Linked DNA regions of Homo sapiens: region 1 is linked to region 2. The links are chromatin contacts, found by Hi-C in ENCODE. All regions are on one chromosome and are shown on one strand. The core of a region is the stretch at or near the end of the contact, and the rest is flanking DNA. Distances in the headings are between cores, read along the strand shown. Region 1 overlaps LOC107986154 (a long non-coding RNA gene). Region 2 has its middle 67 kb from the start of LINC00501.

Region 1 (6,846 bases), core at 2,932-5,431, 570 kb after region 2:
AATATAGGACTGAAATAAGACCCTGATTTTCCTTCAGCCAAGCCTGAACTACCTACCACAAGCACCTGGGGATCATTTTTTGTAGTTTCTTCTCTAGTTTCTTAGTACAAATCATCTTGATTCATTTATGTCATAAAGTAATAGACATTCAAATTATAATTTTACTGAGTAAAAAGACACACCCTGGTATGTATGGAAAGTATTACTAAATTTTATTAGTTTTTAAGAGTGACTGTTTGCCAATAGCTAAATTTAGAAAGAATATGTTCCTAACAGTGCAGCTCTAGAGAAAATGTTAAGGCGTGATGATTTCATTAATTTTCAGAGCATTACAGCCAGCTGGCAAAGCCTTTTCTATACCATTGTGGCTTACTGCCTTTGAAATTACTTTCTTTTCTTAAATTAACCTGACGATGTTAAAGTGACAAAATAGCAATAACGGTGTGATAAAATTGGCCTCTTTGTATAATCTTAAAGTAACTTAACTAACTTAAATAATAGTACCCTGAGTTTATGACTGCTGCAGTGTACTCCATAAAAAGAAATTGGTGTTAAGAACATTTACAGAGCCCCATATTAGTTTTATTGATAGATAAATAACATTTAAAAATTTGAATCATATGTAAAATAGAAGGAGACTTCTAGCTCAAAAAGAAATTCCCCATTTAAACCCTCAGGACCTAGTTGTCTCACCTGTGGTGGTGGAAAGAGCACCAAGCTTGGAACCAGAGGGCCCAGGTTCGGGTCACTGTCATCATGTGAGCATGGGCAGGTAAGAGAATTTCTCTGGGTCTCAGTTTCCACATCTGCAAAATGGGGATACTAATATTAACGCTGCCTTCTTCTCAGGTTGTTATACAAATAAAATAATAAATGTGAGTGACAACAGAAGAAACATATTCCCAAGATTTCTGAGGAGTTTGTCTCATAGAGAGGAAATAAGTCAGAATGAGTGGTTAGACTTTGTAGAATATGCACATCCTACAGTGTGTGCAGGGGAGGGTGCTAAATGAGGACAATAATGTCTGAGCAGCAGCAAGGAAGGGAGGACACAGGGAAAGATAATGTCATGGGAACCATGAGGATGGTGCTTCTGGGAAAGAGGGGTTCAGAGGGAATTTTTTTTATAAGGATAATGAATGAATGAATGGTTAGATGTTGGATGGACAAATGGATGGTTGGTTGAATGGTAGGATGGATGGTTGAATGGTAGGATGGATGGATGGACTAGATAAACCCCTGAACCACCCTGTAAAGAAAACCATCAGTCAAAATCTCCTTTAGGGTGGCTGTTCAATGGGCAGAGAAGGCCTCAGGGTGGCCCAGAATTCTTCAGGTTTAACATGTAAGTCTTTTGGTCAGTTTTATTTTAAACTTTTGTACAAATACCAAATATAGCTGTTTCTTGAATATGGACAATGGTGGCTGAGCTGGCTACTTTAGGAGGAGCCTCATTCCGTTGTTGGAAGGCTTGGCTTTCTTTTAAGTTGAACTGAAATCTTGACCCTGGCAACTGCTACCTTGGGTCCTGAAATCTTGACCCTGGTGACTGTACCTTTGGAGTCACAGAACATTTTCTTCCTTTTGACATATAGCAACACTTCTCTAAACAGCATGTTCTAGACCTAGATAGGGTGGAGATCTGCATTCTGTTTGTTAGCCCATGATTATCAGCATTTAAAACCTCCATAAAACATTACAAGTCATGTTAGACTTATAGTACCGAAAGTTAATTTCTACTTTATCTTTCGGATATTCTCCAATTCATAAACACAAAAAGCAGATATACAAGCCATGCACTAGTCAGGGTTTTCAAGATGAGAGCACCACTCAGAATGTTCAAAGTGTCAAGTTATCACAACAGGAATAAACAGGCCACAAAAGTTTACTTTATCCATGTTGTTTGTGAAGTAGAGTAATACATTAATTTTTAAAAATATAGTAGCTTTCTATATAGTACTATGTTATCATTGAAAAATGGAATTTTCATCAAAAACCTATCTTCTACTTTTTCAGTGATATGAAGGAAAAATTCTTTATCCCAGACATTTATCATTCACCCTTTAATATTCATCTACTTCTTTATTTATACATCGTTCATTCACCAAGCACTTATCTAATTTCTACTATATACTGGGCATTTGGCTAAGTGCTAGTGCTAGAGGTACTAATTATAATAAGGCATGATTTTTGGTCTAAAAGGGTCTGGTCATCAAGTGTCTGAAGTAAGAGGCCAAGATGAGGTGTTAGGAATGAGGATAAGAAAAAGAGTTTGCAGGCTGGACGCAGTGGCTCACGCTTGTAATCTCAGCACTTTGAGAGGCCCAGGCGGGTGGATCACTTGAGGTCAGGAGTTCGAGACCAGCCTGACCAACATGGTGAAACCCCATCTCTACTAAAAATACAAAATTAGTCGGGCATAGTGGCACACGCTTGTAATCCCAGCTACTTGGGAGGCTGAGAGGCAGGAGAATTGCTTGAACTGGGAAGGCGGAGGCTGCAGTGAGTTGAGATCCCGCCACTGTACTCCAGCCTGGGCAACAACAGTGAAACTCTGTCTCAAAAAAAAAAAAAAAAAAAAAGAAAGAAAAAGAAAGAAAGAAAAAAGAAAAAAAAACATAGCAAGTAACCAGTAAGTGAAAGAAGAAAAGGAAAGATTTGTAGTGGGAATAGCAGGGCAATATGGAATGTCCACATGGAGCTAGGACCTGCCAGAGCTATAAACCTGTAGCATTGGAAGAATCATATTGCTCTAAATTCTTTATCTACCATAAGAGAAAACAGAGATTCTGGGGGATATAAGGCAATGGATGATTTCCTCAGGGCTAGGTCATTTCAATCCTTTCCAGTGGTTCGATATAACACCAGATCACCTCATCGTGCTAGTGGAAGGCATCAGGCAACTGGGAACTACCTATTCCCTATAGGATTTTGTTCTACTGTATTGCCGTATTGCAATGCCATCCATAGTAGCATACTTTTTATTTTCTGTTATAAATATATAATCTCATAGAATAAGAATGTATTCTTTCAGCTGCTCATTAGTTGAGTCTAGTTCTCCTCATATAAAGACTTAAAAAAAAAAAAACAAACACCTATTTTAGTAACACTTTCTGGAACATCTTTAATTTTCCAGATGAATTGTTCACTAATTAGTATCCCAGGAGTGTGAGTGCTATAAATGATAGATACTCTTTTAATTTTAAAACTAAGATGGCTTGGAGAATTTTTAAATTTAAGTCCCAAGAAAATTTAACAGAAATGCTGATAAAAATGGTATGTCATTCTATGCTTATGTTCAGTGAAAGAAATCGAATACATTTATTTTTCCCAAATAGTTAAGTTTACAGAGTTTCCTAATAAAGAGTGGTGATATAGTCTGGGTCTGCATCCCCACCCAAATCTCATGTCAAATTGTAATCCCCAGTGTTGGAGGTGGGGCCTGGTGGGAGGGGATTGGATCATGGGGGCAGTTTGCCCCTCAGTGCTGCTCAGTGATAGTGAGTGAGTGCTCATGAGATTTGTTTGTTTAAAAGTGTGTGGCACCTCTCCCCTCTCTCTCTTCCTTCTGCTCTGGCCTGCTGCCCCTTCACCTTCCACCATGATTGTAAGTTTCCCAAGGTCTCCCCAGCCATGCTTCTTGTACAGCCTGTGGAACCATGAGCCAATTAAACCTCTTTTCCTAATAAGTTACCCAGTCTCAGGTATTTCTTTATAGCAGTCTGAGAATAGACTAATACAAGTGGTATGCCCTAAATTACCATGCAACCTAAAACTTAAAGGGAGAGATTAAATAAAACAACATTTTTGTTTATTAAAATAACCATCTATTTAAAAATGTTCATTACTTAATAATGACCTATAATATCCATTTAAGCATCAAATTGGGCAAAAATTATTTACAAAGTTCTACTTTTGTTTCTCTCTTTAAATAAAATATTGGCTTCAGAGCACTCATAAGTTAATAGACCAAAGAGAATTCTAATCTTTCGATTCTCGGCCTAATTTTCTCCTTTCATTTTCAGTATGAACATAGGGGTTCCAGGTAGACATTGAAACAAAACTTTAGAAGGATTAAAGAAGGAAGTAAGAGCCAAACAAGGAAAAAATAAGAAACAAAAAAGAATGGGGTAATCTCTCCCATGACAAGCCCTGAATATAAATAAGGGTGCGGTCTTAAAGTGAGTCATTACTCCATTGCCTACTCCTTTCATGGCAGAGACAGTGATGTCGTGGAATAGAAGCTGTTAAAGAGGCTTTATATAACTATTAGCCTCTGAAACAATAGACAGGCAGCAGGGTGTTGTTCCAGAAAATGTTCAAAGAGGAGGAGTAATTTTGTCCTTTACAAATTTAATATCTTCTCTTTTCTCCTATATCATTTGGAGGAAGCGCCTTTTTCCTTTTTCTCTTTTTTAAGCAAAATAAGCGTTATGCACTAGTAGGTAGTGAGTGAATTCTCTTTGCCAGCAGGAAGAAAAGCAATTTTTGAATGCCAAAAATAGCTCCTTTGTGTGAAAATATCACATAGCCCAAGACATTTTTGGGAGAAAGCAAAGATTCATGTTCTGAATTATTGTTTTTTAAATATACAGGCAGAGAAATGTTAATAATAGAAAAGACAGAAATTGATGGTCATTTCAAAGTCTGAATGTTTATCCTGTTTACGACACACTCAGACTTTTGTGTGGTCTCAGTCATAATTCCTCTCCCAGGCTATGTCTCTAGGAGATAGGTATTCCTAATCATTCTGTTTGGGTCAAGACATTTTATTCCTTCCCTACCTTTTACTACTTGTTCCTATGCAACATTACAAACCAGCAAAGTATGAACTGACCTGGATATAGGAGATGGCCCTAGAGCTGTAGACAGAATTAAAAATCGTATCTTTTTTTTTTTTTTTTGTAAAGCACCCCGACATCTTTGGGAACCGTTCACTCTAGGGAATCTTTTTATCCATTATTTGCAAATAGCAGACCATCAGCCAGTTACAAAGACTTTTGATAGAGGTGGTGGGCATCTTTTACTTTCACCCAACCAGTATCCCTTTCTGCTTCATTTGATAGTAACATATCCTTTTCTTTTGAAAAACTAACCATTCTTATTACATGTCATTTTGATGGCACTGTCAGTCCAACTGTACTGCCTTCCTTCTGGCCAGTGAGTGGATGGCCATGTGAACCAGGCTGGGACAGTGAGATGTTTTCCTATGAACGTGAGTATTGAATGGAATGACACAAGAATGGAACATGGTCACTGACTCACTTTGCTAGTGGTTCTACTTGTCTGACTGCTGAATGAATTCTAACTCCTGACTGACAGATTTTGGAACCTGGAAGTAGAGTGCTCTTATAGCAAAATCTAAAATGAGACAGTGGTTTTGGAAATAGGCGGTGTGTAGAAGGTGGAAACTGTGAGAATTTTGAGTAGAGTATTGGTGAAAGATCAAGTACCTTGAACCCATTGTGCATACAATTTTGAATTATGAGGAGGCTGGCAGTGAGGCCTTAAAGGAATGGGAGAAAAATCTTATTGGAAACTGGAGGGAAGGGCAGAAACTTAACAATACACTTGTCTGCAGGAACATGGAAAGTAGAAAATGTGCCTGATAAACTAGGGGATCTAGCTGAGATTTCCAAGCAGAACGGTTAGTTACCACCCATTTTTTTTTTCTTGCTGCTTATAGTAAAACATGAGATGAGAGAAAGCTAAACTAAGGGAAGGACTGTTAAACAAAAAGAAGCTGGATCTTGATGGTTCTGAAAGCTCTCACACTATTCAGAAAGTCGGAGATGCTAAAACGGAGATAATGTCTAGGGTGTGGCCATAAATCTTTTTATTAAGATCTTCACAATTCTCTGGTACCTCAGAGAACCTTCAGTCAGACTGAAGGGCCCCTTAAGGAGATTAAGAGTGTGCCACACAGATTCTCTCAGCCAAAGAGTAGAGCTTCTAAGAAGCCTAAGGGCATTGTCCCCAGTCATCTCAGCAGAAGCCCAAGGTGGAAGGGAGATTATCTGTAAGAGGTGTGTGGGTGGGGCTTTTGTCTGATGGATTTAACCTGGAGAAGTTTCACAGGAAACCCATAAGGTTCTCAAAAGAGATAGATACAGAAACATTACCACTTGGATGGAATGGGACAGTGCAGAACAGTACAGAATGAAGACAGGGCTTTGAAGGCCCAGAATTTTAACACCTGCTATATTTTGCAAAACTAGAAAGAAGACTAGGAGGGTGAAACCAAGAGCCCAGAGGGCAGAGTGGAGAAACACGAAGAATTATTTCAGATATGAGACCTAATCAAGGATCTTCCAACATTTGCCTGGCTCAATTTTAGAACTGCCATGGACCTGTAACCCCTATGTCTTCCATCCCCTACCCCTTCTTTGAACAGGGTCATATAAGTGCTTATCTTATATCTGTCCCGCTGTTGCATGTTGGCAGAGGAAGACATAATTTGCTCTTGTTTTATGGGTTTAAAAATAACAAGGAATTGTATTTGAAGAGCTGTGCTTAAAGAACTACACTTGAGAAACCACATTCATACTTGGACCTGATTTAGATGACGAGATTATGGACTTGAAGCTGATATTGCAATGGAATGAGAATTTTGAAGTCTTTGGGGGCAGTGAGTACATTTTGCATTTGAGAGGTAAATAAATCATTGGGCACCAGAGGATACACTGTGGTGGGCAGCCTATAAGGTGGCTCCTAGTGATCCTTGCCTTCTGGTATTCACATCGTTTTGTAATACCTTCTTGCTGAGTGTGGGCTGGGCTTGTTGACTCACATATAACAAATAGAATACCTGGGAAGTGATAGGACAGTAATTGAGGGATTAGGTTA
Region 2 (7,432 bases), core at 1,620-4,119:
GAAAAAAGGAGGGTAAGCCACGACTGCATTTTACTCTGTTAAAATGCAGATCTGCTGTCCTATAAATGTAGAATACTGTACATTTCCTCAGCCTCCCTCCAACAAAGACCCAGGGGAAATTATTAAGCCTGACAATTCACTCATTTTCTCCAAGATTTTTATTAAATGCAATTTAGAGGGGATAAAGTTTCTTCTCTTTTCTCTTTCTATTCACTTGAATAAGCCCTAATTACCACTAGGGTACAATAAATGGGCTTCTAGAAGTCTGTGGCAATTGGCGATGCTTCCCCTTTAAATTAACCAGTTGAAGCCTCCAGTTTCAACAGCCACCAGGGCACTTCCCGTCCACTCACAACTTGCTCAGTGCAATCTGAAGAGCATTTATTGAGCACCTTGTTATGGGGCACTGACATATGCTGCGGAGGATAGAAGACTTCTCGGGGGGTTATAATGGGGCTGGGGAGCTCTTGAACTCAACTGACATACTGTGTAAGTTAAACTAGTAAATGCCATGGGATTTTTGGATTAGAAGCAACAAAAACACAAACTAGGTTAAACAATAAGAATTTGTGGCAAAAAATAATGGGCTGTCGCAAGGAATCGGGGGCAGGCAGGGCTGTACCAGGGACACAGGAACCGATGCTGCCAATAACATTAGACTCCTGTTGGCCTCAGCGCTCTCTCCCAGCCTGTCTGGCTGTGGCTGAGGCTCTATCTTTGTTTTCTGCTCGATCTTTATCTCTGTTTCTGCCTTCAGATTGGCCTTGCCTCTCCTCTCCTGACCATGGGAAACATGGTCATGTATGTTATAATATCTTGCAGTTTTAGCCCTGGGGAGAAACTGACTTTTTCACTTCCAGTTTCAAAATTTCCCAAGAAGGCTTTTGATTGGATTCAAATATGTCAGCTCTTCCCGCTGGGACCAATCCCCTGTGGCAAGGTGGGGGAGGGAAATTTGAGAAGGGCCGTGAATGGTCCAGCTTAGGTCAGAGGTACAGTTTCCACGTCCCCACCCCCACCCCCGCCCCGTCAACAAAACAGCTCTGCCCTGTAAGCCTGTGGGTGTGGGTGAAGGTGGAAGTGGGTCGGAAGAGGCTGCGGGCTCCACTTTGCCAGGAGTGTAGGGGGAAGGGCTGAGTTGAGGAAACAATGGGTCTAGCACTTCTGCTGACCTTGTTTTCAGAAACAACCACAGGGCCTCTGGCCCCAGTGGAACTTGACTCATAAAGGCGAGAGACTTGACTATTGAAAAAGGTCTCCTATGAAATCTGAATTTCACTTAATCCTCAGAACAACTGTTGAGGGGGTTGTTACTACTCCCATTTTAAGACGCGGGCTGTAGAGAGGGTAACCACCCTGTCCACATTCACACAGCGAACACGTGGTGGGGCAGGGCTCAAGTCCAGGCGATTCCAAAGTCCCCCCGTGCTGTTTGCGCCACGCGGTGCTCCCACCAAGCCCACTCCGCGGGGAGAAAAACCATAGGCCTCGGAGGAGGAGCGGCTCCTCGCAGTGGGGTGGGGCAGAGGCCAGCATGAGGCCTTGTTCACTGGAGGATTCCACAGGCCTGGAACGGAAAGAATGAGAGCTCTGCAGGCAGGCAGAGCCCAGGGCGCCCAGTGCCCCCAGGCTGCGACAGCCAAGTCGGTGGGCGCGCATGGCGGGGCTTGAAGGAAAGGTCCAGAGCCGGTGGGAAAGGCCACGCCCCGGGGTAGAGCGCTTCCTTCCAGATCCCGGCCTTTAACTGCAATTCCGTTTTAAGGGCAACCCTGCCCGGTTCACACCTAGCCTTGAAGATGACAGATTGCACTGTGAGCAATTTGCAGGGTGAGAACGGGAGCCTACGACTCCGCACCTGCACTGCCAGAGCCATAAATGCAGCAAATCATGGCCTATAAAATGTCACCACTGCTGAAGTGCAATTTTCCAGGGGTCTTCTGCAGAGGGAACTCCACCACGGAGAGCGACCCTCGGCTCTGCAGCCTAAGAGGAAGGCCCCTGCAGGGTGGGGGAGGGAACAGGGAGGTCTTCCTCCCCATCCCCTTCGTGCCACTGCTCCCCCCTTTGTGACCCCACTCTGCCACGTGGTAAAAGCTTCCGGGGGGAGGCATTAGTTATTTCTGTCTGAGGAGTTTTTGACCAAACGTAAACATCAGAGGAGCGGGAACCCGAGCCCCGCCTGGGCTGGGCGGCAGCGACCCCGACGCCGCGGCGGCAGAGCCGGAGCTCGAAGCAGCCGCCGCTGTTGCGAGCCGCCCCTCCCCCGCCAGGCTGGCGAGCCCATTTTCGCTTGGCCGGTCTCCGCGCTGCCGGATGGATTGCGCCCCACCCCCGCTCCTCTGCTCAGTCATTCAGACTTGGAAAGTCAATAACACGCTGACATCATCAGGGGTTTGTGTATTATTACACGGCTACTTTCCAGAGTACCTGGCATTATCTAAGAGAGGAGCACTCCGGCTGCCCAAGAAAGGGCCTGAACTGGGAGCTTGGCGGCCTCGGGGAGGGGCGGCTGCTCAGAGCCAGGCCTTTCCCTAGTGGGGAGGGCATCTGCAAGGCACAAATTAGAAACAGACTATGAGCTTTTGCTTCACTAAATGCAGATGCACTTTAGATATCGATACATGCTTCATTTTGCCTTCGGGTGCACTTATAAATCATCCTTAAGTGACCTCTATTTCTACCAAAGACATCCACTTGGTCTTTAAGAAGCATTCTTAGTGATCCTCACAAAGGAAAAAAAAAAAAAGGAGATATCTTCTGTGACAGGAAGCCAAAGGCTGATTTTCTTTTTTTTTTTTTTGAGACTCTTGGAGTGTGTGTGTGTGTGTGTGTGTGTGTGTGTGTGTGTGCGCGCGCGCGCGCGCGATTCTCTGTTATGTAATCGCCATCACGGGTGATTAGGTCTTCTAGGTCTTTCCCTCCAGGGCTGAACTGGATGGTTTGGTTGCTGTGTTTTTCTTAAGCCTCACACAGGGCAAACACACATGAAAAACATGTCCCAGATTTATGGCGCAAAACTGCTCTCCAAGCAAATTGCCTTAGAAGACTGTCTCGGTTTTGGAGGAAGGAAATAGATGAATTTGTTGCTAATTAAGACTCCTTATCTTACTACTCTGGCATTTCCTTTTTTCTAGAACGAATTTTTAAAAATAATTTTATGTAGTTTAGATGTTCCCTCCCTTCCCCCTTGCTGTAATGGTACTTGAAATAGCTTAAATAACTAATTGTATAGACAACTGTACTTTTGTTCTACACACACACACACACACACACACACACACCAGTTAACGTGAAAGGCAGTAACTCATACAACATGGTACCTTTTCTGTTTGGCCATACAGACTGTTTCCTTCTTTACACACACAGGGCTGATCTCATTTAAATTCTCTTAGCATCTTAAATTGCAAAAAATGGCAGCCAGCTGAAAACTGGCTACCTGGAGAATTACAAGGGGAGAGAGCTGTTCTTTGGCCTCATCTTAATCTCTCTGTACCTCAAGCAGGGAGTCCATCTCTGATAAAAGTCTTTAGAGCTCCCCAGGAGGAAGCGAAGCAGACATGTTTTTCAACAATGTAACAATTTCCCTATGTGTACTTGATCATTTCGGGAGAACTTGTAGTAGATTATGACTACTTCCCTCCAGATGGTCTGACGGAAAAACTCTCCCACCAGACTTGCACTTCTAAAATCACTTCCCCAGGCCTGGCCCTCCCACCCCACCCCCATTTCCCCTTTCGGAGGTGCAGGCAGCTGGGGAGGCCTGGAACACCAGACCTCCAAGATGGCCCAGCATGTGTTGAGTCTGGAGGCTGAAGCTGCTGAAGTGGGGAAGGGTCGGGGCACTCGCCTCCAACTGGGAGCTATTTACCTAGGGGGTTTCCCTCAGCTCAGAGAGGAGCATGCAGACCTGACAGTCTGTCTTTTTGGTTCTCAAGATGAAGAAACTCTTCAGTCTCTAAGCACTTCCGGTTTTTAGCCCAGCTGACCCTCTCGTCTTTGCCTTAGCCTCTCCCAGACACAACTGCCTACTATAGGGATCCGTGCTAGGGAAGGACGTGGGCCACCTTGCTTTGGGTGCTGAGCTTCGGCAGCGGGCAACGGACTTCCTACCCTAGAGTTTCTGCCTAAGCAGGGGAGGACAAAGTCTGGAGGATCAGCTTGGATAGAACCTGATAAGTAGGAGGCAGGCTACCAGTTGCCAAAGTTCAGCACCCCTAACTAGAGGCTGACAAGGTTCTTTGCCTAGCAAGGAACCTTATATTTGGCAGAGGAGGAGAGAATTCAGTGAAGAAGAGCCATGTTGGGGGGATGGAGGAGCAGGAGTCTCTGCCCTGGACAAGCTCAGTGTGTTGGAACAGGTAGACACAGAAATGACCGCCTGAGAGCATGCCCTCTGCCCTTCAGTGAGGGCCTCTAAGGGGCTGGTCCTCCTGTGCTGTGGGAGGGAGAAGGAACTCCAGGTGACCGTGGCATCAGGCTATTCCTCCCACAGCTGGCCCTGGAGGAACCCTGGTAATCTGATGGGCTAGGAGCGGTCCTCCGGGAGTGACATTATTTCCCCCGTTCCTCTGGTTCTTTACTGCCAAATATTTGTCAGCTGGAAAGAACTGGTTGCATTTTGATTCATAGGCTTGTCTCTTTCAGGCGGTCCATGTGACGATTCTAGACACGGAGATTCAGTTATCAAATACAGCATCCTCCAGTGGTCCGCTTGCTTTGATGAAGACCACAGCAATGCTTCTTAAACTGTCATGGGCAAGATTTTTAATCTACTGCCCACTGATATTTTTGTTTCTAAAAAATTAGGGAAATAAAACAGATGTATAAGATACAAGCCAATTTTTTATTATTAGATTCAGAAAATTACATGACAAAATTACCCTGTCAAACTGTTATGGCTATTTCTAAGTGTTATTCTCAGTTGCTATGCACATCTCATTGTGGAATGCAAGAAACAGTTGTTGAACCTGGGACCACACTTCCAGTTGCACTGGTGCAGACATTGAACGTGGATTTAGCTCCCATTTGTATTTAGGTTAGCCTGAACAGTTGTTTTTAGAAAAGTTGGATTAAAAATCCAGAGGATTCACAGGAAAATCCAGCTTTTCCTGAAAAGTAAAAAGCTGCAGGCAACAGAAGCCTTGTCAACAATTGGGTGGGGCTGGATAGCAGCTGCCCCTTTGAAACCCGGCACACAGCCTTCTGTTGCCTACAATTCCAGCCTCTCCCTCTTTTCTCACCCATAGGCAGGTTCCCTCATTTAAGCTACTTGCTTGACTGCAGAAAGCATTTGAATCTGTGTATACCTTAGCAGGATATCCACTTGAAATGAGCTGCTTCAGTATTTTTCTAGCCTCCCCACAGGGAAAGACCACTCTGCAAAGGTCAACGGAACCCATCCAGTGTGGTTCCGAGACTGGAGGCTGTAGTGTAGTACAGAGTTGCTGTGAATCACTGGGTGTCCTAGATATTCTCTAGATAAGTGGATCATATACTTCACATCTATATGGGTTAAAATCTTTAGATGCTATTTTGATGAATATAACAATTCATTTAATAATTTTAAGTGTTACTGAATACCTACTAGTTTGTTTTTTTGTTACTTGATTTTTCTTGGTTAATAGGTATAGAAAGTAAAACTATGACTGCTTTTATTTTTAAAATGTTCAAGAAGGGATACTTCCTTATGAAAAGGTTAGGGGACTGCTATTCCATATTAGTTGTCAGCATCACACTGTTTTGTGCATGTACCCCCTAAAAGAATCTTGAAAAACAATGTATTCCGGGCTCTTTTTAAAAATGATAGCTACAGTTTGGCATCCTAAGTGGAAGTTGTTGCAAAGGAAATAATATCTAGTATATTGCAAAAAGTTGACATTTTAACATAACATCACTTTAAAAAATGTATCCAATAGGATCCAAATACCACAGCAATCGGATACCCATCATCGTTCACTTAAAAAATTCATGAGCAAGCTCTTCTTTAACACTGGCAGGTTTTATATCATTTTTTTCTCCTCGAATTGATGTAGCCATATTTATATCTCATCAACAAAATAAATATAAATTTTAATTAAAAAATTATGTGTGATTATATGGCTCTAAGAGTAAAAGATTTTTTTTTTGAGACAGAATCTTGCTCTGTTGCCCAGGCTGGAGTGTAGTGGCGTGATCTCAGCTCACTGCAACCTCCACCTCCCGGGTTCAAGTGATTCTCCTGCTGCCTCCTGGGTTCAAGTGATTCTCCTGCATCAGCCTCCTGAGTAGCTGGGATTACAGGCATGCGCCAGCATGCCCAGCTAATTTTTGTATTTTTAGTAGAGACAGGGTTTTACCATGTTGGCCAAGCTGGTGTTGAACTCCTGACCTCAAGTGATCCGCCCGCCTCAGCCTCCCAAAGTGCTGGGATTATAGGTGTGAGCCACTGCGCCCGGCCAAAGTGTTAACTTTTATTGATAATATATATATTAATCAGGAGAATATGGCTTTTCTTCCAATTAGCTTATGTAGCTATGGTTGACTAATATTATCTATTACTAGACTGACAAGTTCAGCATCAATTCTGTTTCTAATTTGTTGTTCACATATGTGCGTGCACGTGCACAGACATACTCAAGAAACTTGATAACATATATAGGTGATGTAAGTAGTTTTTTTAATAGCAATATTATCCCCAGATTCTCCAAACTCCTTCTGAATCATTTGTCAAAGATCTCATGGCTTGCCAGAAATCAGTTGTGATGAAACTCTATTTCAGTCTTGTGGAGAGCAAAGAATAAGAAGCCATCTGATGAGCAAAAGTACTTATTTTAAGTCATTGGAATGATTCTTCCTCTACATTGATTTTTTTTTGAGGCAGTGTCTTGCTCTGTCACCCAGGCTGGAGTGCCGTGGCGCCATCCTGGCTTACTGCACCCTGGCTCAAGTCATCCTCCACCTCAACCTCCCAAGTAGCTGGGACTACAGCTATATGCCACTGCAGCAGGCTAATCTTTATATCTTTTGTAGAGACAGGATTTTGCCATGTTGCCCAGGCTGGTCACGAACTCCTGGACTCAAGCGATCTGCCTGCCCCATGAGCCATCATGCCTGGCCATCTCCACACTGATTCTGAGACCTAATTCTTCCTTTGCTGGTGCTCATGGTTGGGGCCATGCACCACAGTAAGATTTGGAGTGTGTCCAAGGTATGCATTTCTTCAGTAAAGTAGAAGGCAGGAGATAAAGAGGTCACCTTGATGTTAAGCTCTTTCTCAGACAGTTACACATATAAGTTGAGGAAATTGATTCCCTTAAAAGTGGACTTTTCTGTGTATCCCTTGGAAAGTCTTCATGCATCCACAGTTTGAAGACGGCTGTCCTAGAAAAAAGTCAGTTCTGGGTTCTTGCAGTAAACAGGAAAGAAGTGGAGGTCAATGTAGCCAGTGATTGTA

The links. A loop is a pair of places that touch in the nucleus more often than their neighbours do. Pooled maps may share reads with other maps.
Region 1: a loop to region 2 is called in a map of PC-9, with 4 times the contacts of the local background. The contact joins two enhancer-like sites. A Hi-C loop is called at or near these places in 5 of 168 maps with a recorded cell type or tissue (CD14-positive monocyte, MCF 10A, PC-3 and 2 more), 1 of 37 single-sample maps with no recorded cell type and 6 of 50 pooled maps.

Annotation. Positions count from the first base shown.
Region 1 is chr3:177,924,235-177,931,080 of GRCh38, forward strand. It overlaps LOC107986154 (a long non-coding RNA gene), which reads right to left. Exons shown (of 3, transcript XR_001741024.2): 2 at 694-806. Among named protein-coding and RNA genes, the nearest start is that of LINC02015, 110 kb to the left of the region's middle. Within about 2 kb of position 4,182, at least 5 of the 41 ENCODE cell types and tissues checked have a DNase peak (open chromatin) inside an H3K27ac peak, as active enhancers do; they include CD14-positive monocyte and PC-9, where a contact is called at or near this core.
Region 2 is chr3:177,357,707-177,365,138 of GRCh38, forward strand. No RefSeq gene overlaps it. Among named protein-coding and RNA genes, the nearest start is that of LINC00501, 67 kb to the left of the region's middle. RefSeq lists enhancers at 409-608, 729-968, 1,823-2,664, 2,175-2,469, 3,760-3,959 and 1 more. Within about 2 kb of position 2,870, at least 38 of the 41 ENCODE cell types and tissues checked have a DNase peak (open chromatin) inside an H3K27ac peak, as active enhancers do; they include CD14-positive monocyte and PC-9, where a contact is called at or near this core.